Regions from separate parts of the Homo sapiens genome. Here regions 2 and 3 are each linked to region 1. The links are chromatin loops, found by intact Hi-C in ENCODE. Cell type or tissue: endothelial cell of umbilical vein. All regions are shown on one strand. Region 1 has its middle 5.8 kb from the start of TAF8. Region 2 has its middle 33 kb from the start of NCR2. Region 3 has its middle 25 kb from the start of CCND3.

Evidence for each region. Hi-C counts contacts between places; a loop is a spot of excess contacts. Peaks named below come from ENCODE experiments on the same cell type or tissue, not always from the same donor. Only the 100,000 strongest peaks of a DNase experiment are listed, where the experiment ranks them.
Region 2: it touches region 1 in a loop (7-fold over the local background); 13 of 110 quality-filtered maps call a loop at or near these places.
Region 3: a loop joins it to region 1, with 4 times the contacts of the local background. A loop is called at or near these places in 2 of 110 quality-filtered maps.

Annotation. Positions count from the first base shown.
Region 1 is chr6:42,043,436-42,045,935 of GRCh38, forward strand. It overlaps a transcript of CCND3 not described here. Among named protein-coding and RNA genes, the nearest start is that of TAF8, 5.8 kb to the right of the region's middle. RefSeq lists enhancers at 23-523, 1,235-1,284, 1,877-2,467, 2,292-2,441, 2,468-2,500. In endothelial cell of umbilical vein, a CTCF peak has its summit at 970 (motif pointing left); DNase peaks (open chromatin) are centred at 946 and 2,376; H3K27ac peaks cover 777 bases.
Region 2 is chr6:41,367,740-41,370,239 of GRCh38, forward strand. No RefSeq gene overlaps it. Among named protein-coding and RNA genes, the nearest start is that of NCR2, 33 kb to the left of the region's middle. RefSeq lists an enhancer at 1,720-2,220. In endothelial cell of umbilical vein, CTCF peaks have their summits at 119 (motif pointing right) and 1,332 (motif pointing right); DNase peaks (open chromatin) are centred at 142 and 1,362; H3K27me3 peaks cover 467 bases.
Region 3 is chr6:41,965,719-41,968,218 of GRCh38, forward strand. It overlaps a transcript of CCND3 not described here. Among named protein-coding and RNA genes, the nearest start is that of CCND3, 25 kb to the left of the region's middle. In endothelial cell of umbilical vein, no CTCF peak of the experiment used is centred here; a DNase peak (open chromatin) is centred at 1,443; H3K27ac peaks cover 2,355 bases.

The DNA of each region.
Region 1 (2,500 bases):
CAGGAGAATCACTTGAATCTGGGAGGCGGAGGTTGCAGTGGGCCAAGATCGTGCCAATGCACTCCAGCCGGGGCGACAGAGTGAGACTCCATTTCAACAAAATAATAAAAAATTAGCTGAGCATGGTGGCGCCACGCGTGTTGTCCCAGCTACTCAGGAGGCTGAGATGGGGAGATCAACTCTGCCTGGGAAGTCGAGGCTGCAGTGAGCCGAGATCACGCCACTGCACTCCAGCCTGGGCGACAGAGTGAGACCCTGTCTCAAAAAAATCAGGGTGTCCTTGCTCATTCTGGGCTCTGCCTCTGTGTCCCTGGAGGCCCAGTGGCTCTGTGCCTCTCTAAAGGTCTGAGGGGGCAGCAAGCAGATCTGGGCCAACGACGGAGGTACCAGCAACCGTCTCCTTCCAGAGATAACCCCTCAGCCCTCACCTCAGGAACGACTGTCCTGGGGAATTTCACCCAGGGTGGGAGAACTGGTCAGGCCACTGAGTGCAAATAGTTTCAGAGAGGTGGGGCTCCTGAGGCCCCTTCCGGGAGATGACACAGGTGTCATGCCCTCTGAAGGGCATAAAAGGCCATGCCACATTAGCTACCCTGCTGGCTCGCAGGGCCGTCGGTCCTGCCCTCTGCTCTGGGCACACGGGTCCCTCTCTCTCAAAGGGAAAGGACAGTCAGGAAGGGGAAAGAGAAGATGTGGAAGAAATCCCTGACCTGGGGACGGGTGTATGCCGCAGAGGCGGAGGCCTGCACGTTCTGGCCGGAGCCTGGACAAGACAGAAGAGCACCTTTTACGGGGGCTTTGCTGGATCAAAAGCAGTTCTCTGGGCCCCGGTGTGTAAACAGCTGGTGATGGGCTGGGAGCAGAGGCTCCCTGAAACCAGTCAGCGCCTGAAGAACCCGGCAACACTCTTCATTCACCCAATCCAGTCACCCCAAGGTGACACACGGGGCAACAGCTCCACCTGGTGGACGATCAGGGACTACCACGGGCCAGGGAGTATGGGAGAGCAAAGAATGACATAGAAGAGGAAAGCAGGGGGAAAATCACATCAGGGGTTTACAGGCGAAGGGGCTTTGAGGTCGTCTTGCTGGCAGAGGCCCCTCTTATAGCATGAGCTCTAAGCCCCATTTGTTAGAAAGTTCTACGTTTTTTGAAAATCTGCCTCCACTAGTCCCACTAACCCCCTACTTCAAGGTTTGCCAGGGCAAACTTTTAAATATTTGCATACAGCTATAGTATTCCTCCTAAATCTTCCCCTTTGCTGCAATCTTCCAGAATTTGACCTGACCTCTCACCTCCTGCATCTTTTTTTAACTTGGCTATCTTTTCTTTCTTTTCTTTCTTTCCTTTTATTTATTTATTTATTTATTTGAGACGGAGTCTCACTCTGTTGCCCAGGCTGGAGTGCGATGGCGTGATCTTGGCTCACTGCAACCTCCGCCTCCCGGGTTCAAGTGATTCTCCCACCTCAGCCTCCTGAGTAGGTGGGATTACAGGCCCGTGCGACCACGCCCGGCTAACGTTTTTTTTTTTTTTTTTTTTGTATTTTTAGTAGAGATGAGGTTTCACCATGTTGGTCAGGCTGGTCTCGAACTGCTGACCTCGTGATCCGCCCACCTTGGCCTCCCAAAGTGCTGGGATTACAGGCGTGAGCCACTGTGCCCAGTGGCTATCCTTTCTTAAATACATTAACTTCCAAGGAATCCCTTCCAATTCTATCCCTCTCCCATACTAGCAGCAGCATTTAAAAAAATCCCTTTATATTTCAGCCTCCCTGTCTCAGTGTTTGATATATTAGGAAAGTCAATGCTCAGACTGAGAGTTAATTCACGAGTAAAGAGCCTAGACTTTGAAATCAGATAGATCCTCGTTCAATTCCAAGCTCTGCCACTTACTAGCTAAATTACTTTGAGCAAGTTTGCCTTTCTGAGCCTCAGTTTCCTATCTGTAAATTGGAGATAGAGGTGTTTACTACCTAGAGTTGTGGTGAATAAATATTAAATGAGACAGTACAAGTAAAAACTTAGGGACAGCTCCCGCAACACCATTCAGCTCCTAAGTGGCAATTACAGCCACATTCCTCTGAGTTTAAAGGTTGTAGGAAATGCTTTGGGGAAGAGAAAAGTGAAGGGGCCAAAGAAGAGACTTTCTGGAATTAGCCTTTCTCAACCTGCACGAATCCCAGGGGAATTCCAACAGATGGGTAACTTGTTCCAATGCCATTTCTAGCAGTGTCTGTTGCCACCCCTAGAAAGGGGCAGGCCTTGACAGCTCTTTGAAACTTGAGGATTTAAAATTTAAATGTCTTTGAGAGCAAGATAAACACATCTACTGCTCAGCAGGGAAAGGGAAACTTGGCAGGGGCCCCAGAACTTTCCCCACCCCCAGCCCTCCCTAAACTTCCTCTTGTGGTTTTTCAAGAGTACAACCTGTTCTCCACAGCCAAGCCAGTGCCTGGGGCAGGGGGCCAGGGCGTGCCAAGGGCTCCGCTGCACCCCAC
Region 2 (2,500 bases), 680 kb before region 1:
CTCTCTTCCAGGACACCTGCTGTCTCTAGAAGGAGCATCCCTCTGGAGAAGGAAGGAGAGAAGGCAGAAAGTGGCCGCAGCCTAGTGGGAAGGAGACCAGTGACAGCTGCATCCCAGCCCACTAGGGAGCAGCAGAGGATGGAGAATGGTTCTCAGCTCTGCACTGGAGTGGGTGGAATCTCAGGCAGGAGAAGGGGAGGGGCTCTGCCCAGAGACCTTTCCCCAGCCTGACCACTGCAGGTGCAAAAGCAGCTTGAGCATTTCCAATGCCTGATAAAGAGGGAGCCCAGCTGGGCTCAGTGGCTCAAGCCACTAATCCTGGCACTTTGGGAGGCTGAGACTGGAGAATTGCTTAAGGCCAGGAATTAGGATTCAAGACCAGCCCAAGCAACATAGCGAGATTCCATCTCTACAGAGATTTTGAAAATTAGCTGGGTATGGTGGTGCACACCTGTAGTCCTACTTAGAAGGATGAGGTGGGACCATCACTTGAACCCAGGAGTTTGAGGCTTCAATGAGCCATGATTGTGTCACTGCACTCCTCTAAATTAATTAATGAAAATGAAACACGAAGGAAAGAGCCCTATGCCAAGCAGAGGTCTCCTGACCTTGGGATTAAAGATGGAGAAGAACTGAGGTCGACTCAGTGTGGTCACCCATTCCATGCTCTTCGTTTGTTCTGTCTGAGTATCTGAGGTCGCAGGAGTGCCCCACTCAGAACAAAGCACCTTGTTCTTCACCTTCAGGGATAAGATTGCTCAAGGAGCCTGAATCCCAGAGAAAGGACAGAGACCTCTAACTCCCCATCCATGCAACATGCATGATAGAGTTTCCCAGCTGTCCCTGAACCGGTCTCAACCTGCAGGCCCATGAACCCATCTGAAATGGGCTCAAATGGAGAATGAGAAAGGACCTTGGAACATTCCCAGAGACTAATTTGGGAGCTCAGTACATCAGCTAAAGGTATTTTCTAGATGATTCTTCAGAGCCAAGGAGAGGGAGAGCTCCTGGCCTAGGATGGAAGCCAATATTTTACTCTTCTCACACTCTGTGCACCAAGAGATGGTGTGAATGTGAGAGAATCACTCTGCAATTTTACTAGCTCTATGTTCTTAATCGAAGTGCATTGCCTCTCTTAGCCCCAATTTCCTTATCTGGATAGTATGGGAAATGACAGTTCTCTCTTCTGGAGTTACTCTATTGATTAAATAAAGTAAGTGAGACGCCGTGCAAAACACCTGGCACCTGCCAGGCAATCCGTAAGCCTTTTCCTGCGCCCCCTGTCGGCGCTGGAAAAGTTCTGTATCTTGTATCAACCCCGGCTGCAGTATCCTTCATAACCACCAGGAGGCGGTGTGGGACCACGGAGCCTGCTTTGCCCACAACTAGACTCACTGGGGGAAAGGAGAGAATTCCTCCGCCTAAGGAGCAGCGGAATTGGAGCGCCAGAATTGGAGCGCCAGAGAGACACCGGATCTTACCTTCTTGCGCTGGAGTTGCCCACGCTGTCTCCATAGCACGAAAAAGAACCAGGGTAGGCATAGCAAAGGCAACAGGTGGGACGGGGAGCCAGGGAGTGGAAACGCCGGAGGTCCTCAGGCTGGGGATCCCGGAGTCCTCGCTCAGATTCCGATTCCGGAGAAGGCCAATTCCGGGACCCTATCCATGTCCCATTCCGGGCACCTTCCTCAAAAGTAGGGGTGGGAGGGGCATAAGCCGGTCAAGTATTTCCCGGGCCTTCCGGAGCAATCTTGCCTAAGCGTTCATATTTAACGCATTGGACTGGGAAACATTTGGAGATCATTGATTAAGAAATACTCAAACCTGGGCCGGGCGCGGTGGCTCACGCCTGTAAATCCCAGCACTTTGGGAGGCCCAGGCGGGCGGATCACCTGAGGTCAGGAGTACAAGACCAGCTTGGACAACATGGTGAAACCCTGTCTCTACTAAAAATACAAAAATCAGCCCACCGTGGTGGTGGGTGCCTGTAGTCCCAGCTACTCGGGAGGCTGAGGCAGGAGAATCGCTTGAACCCGGAAGGCGGAGGTTGCAGGGAGCCGAGATTGTGCCACTGCACTCCAGCCTGGGCGACAGAGCAAGACTCCGTCTCAAAAATAAAAAAATATATATACTCAAACCTGAAACCCATGGATAAATTAAATTCTCTAGTCTTTGTTTATCGTTTTTGAAAACAAAAATTGCATTTTTTGACAGGGTTTTACCATTGCCCAGGCTGAATGCAGTGGCACAATCACAGGTCACTGCAGCCTTGACCTCCTGGGCTCAAGCGATCCTCCCACCTGAGCCTCCTCAGTATAGCTAGGACTACAGATGCGCACCACCATGACTGCTAACCTTTTAGTTTTTGTAAAGATGGGATTTCCTTAGATTGCCCAGGCTGGTGATCCTCCCACCTCGGCCACCCAAAGTGCTGGGTTTACAGGCATGAACCACCACACTTGACCCACATCGTTCTCTTTTTAAAAAAATATTCCAGCCC
Region 3 (2,500 bases), 78 kb before region 1:
CTCACAAAGTATCAGACTAACTGGCCCAAGCGCCCTCCCACCCCAAAGGACACATTCTTCCTTTTGATATGTTAATCGATGCCGTAGGGTTAAGGTCGAACTTTCACTAGCTCGGAGCCTTTGTGTCTCTTTAAATCCGCTTGCATATCTTTGTCTGACCCATTATGTACAGATTTTACAGTTTACATCTGAGTTAATTATCTTAATTTAAATTTCTGGGAAGATTCTTCCAGGCTGACCTCCTGCTGTATGGGATATGGCAAAATAACTTAGGCCTTTAGACTGAGAGCTTAATTAAAATATGGGCTGTGCTGTGTGACCTTGGCCAAATTACTTAAACCTCAGTGTTCCTGCCTGTAAAATGGGGATAATATAAATTGCATTTAGGGATGGTTATGAGAATAAGAGAAAATACCTAAGATGTCCAGTTTATAGTATGTGCTGTTATTATTATGTTTAGTGCTTGGCTTCAGGTCCTGATCACCTGGTAAGCTTGTTAATTCTGATGGCCACCTTCTGGGCAACACAGAGATATCCGAGCTCCACAAAAACTAAAATCAGCCAGATATGGTGGTGCATGCCTGTAGTCCCAGTTATAGGCTGAGGTGGGAGGATCCCTGGAGCCCAGGAGGTCGAGGCTGCAATGAGCCATAATTGCCACCACTACACTCTAGCCTGGGCGACAGTGAAACCCTGTCTCAAAAAAAAAAGAGAATTCTGATGGCCCTGTTATACTCCCAGAACTGAAAATCAGAATCTTAGGCATGGAGCCCAGGTTCTATATGTTTATCTCCAGGTGATTCCGAAACACATCCAGGGCTGAGAACCACAAGCACACCCTCCCCTCCCCACCGAACCAGGAATTATGTTCTCCTTCTGTTGTCTGTATATCTCCATACAGAATTTACCACAGTCTATCAGTAAACTGTCTCTTAGTTAGGCAGGTCTGTCTATCCCATAGCTAGAAATTCTGAGGGTCAGCTCCCTTCTAGACTGGATGTGGTTATTCCCAAATCAACCATCTACTGAGTCATGCCTCTTCATCCATTACAATAATCTCATTTTAGAGGGGAACCCAAGCTTTTTGATTTATTAATTTATTCACTCATTTGCAGTTGACCCCTTAAGCCCTCTACAGCATGAATAATTGAGAATTCACACAAATTCTGGGGTGAGACTAGAACAAATGGAAAGAGAAGTTTAACACAAGTTGACGCAAGTCTCTAGGTATTAATAACTGCTCCATAATTAATAATAATATAACAATAGTTATATAGCATGCTTTGTGTCAGGCCTTGTTTTAAGTGCCGGCTAACCATAGGTCGAAGGCTTCCTGGATTCCCTAGCAGAGGAATGAATGACATGAAAGGAAATTCCTCTAGGAAAAAAACAAAACAAAACATTTTTGAGGTTTTCTTTGTCTCACCTCTGGTTTCAGACCCATGGTTCCTTTGCTGAGTCATGGAGAACGGCATTTTGAAAGGGGGAAGGCGGAGGAGTGTCACCTTCCTATTCCCAGGGCAGCAGAGTCACCAAGGCTAGACAGCCACATTTTCATCCTACCCTAAGTCTCTTCAATGAATACATAATAATATTAATGAATGCTTGAATGAAAAATTAATAAGTAATTCAACAAGCACTTACTGATTCCCTCTGAAAGATTTGGAATCAAATATCCCTGGATTTGATTCCTACCTCTGTCACTTATGACACTGGGCAAGTGACTAAGCCTCGATTTCTTCATCTATAAAAGGAGCTGGGCCAGGACATATCAGCAAGTTCCTTCTCAACTCTCTAGTCCAGGCTTCTTAGACAATAACCTGCACATGAATCATTTGGAACTTTGGTAAATGCAGATGCTAATTCAACGCTTCCGGGTAGAGCCCGGGAATCTGCATTTCTATCCATCTCCCGCAGCAGCTGCTGGGACACACCTTGAGTAGTGAAGATCACACTTGGAGTCCACACTGAGGCAATTTTTAGCTGTTCTCACTCACAGACTTTCTTATCCATTGTATCAATTTTAGTGCGTCAAAGTGACTTGCAGAACCTGTTAACTATGCAGCTGCGTGATTCTTTCCCCAGTCCCCAGAATCAAAGTCTCAGACACACCCTGGTGGTTCTAACCCCCACTAATGTCCACATCCTTCAAGGTGGTTATTTATTTGCCTTCTCCAGCCTTCCCTTGAGTAGGCCAAATCATTCTAAATGCTTCAAATGTTTTTGCACCCAGGATTTTGTAATAAATTCCCTTTAAAAGGTCAGACATTTATGAGAAGGGAGTTTAATTATTAGTCTTTTCTGAATGTAAACCATCTTCATTCCAACTAAAGTGGTAGGAGAGGAGAAGCAGTATGGGGAAAGAGTAGAATTTCCTGCTGATTTGACACAAAATGCTGATATCAATGAAGATAACATTTAGCTAACAGCAAATGGGGTATAAAGTGTCATCAATTCAATGAATCACTGTGCACTGGAAAAAAATGCCCTAAAATCTCAC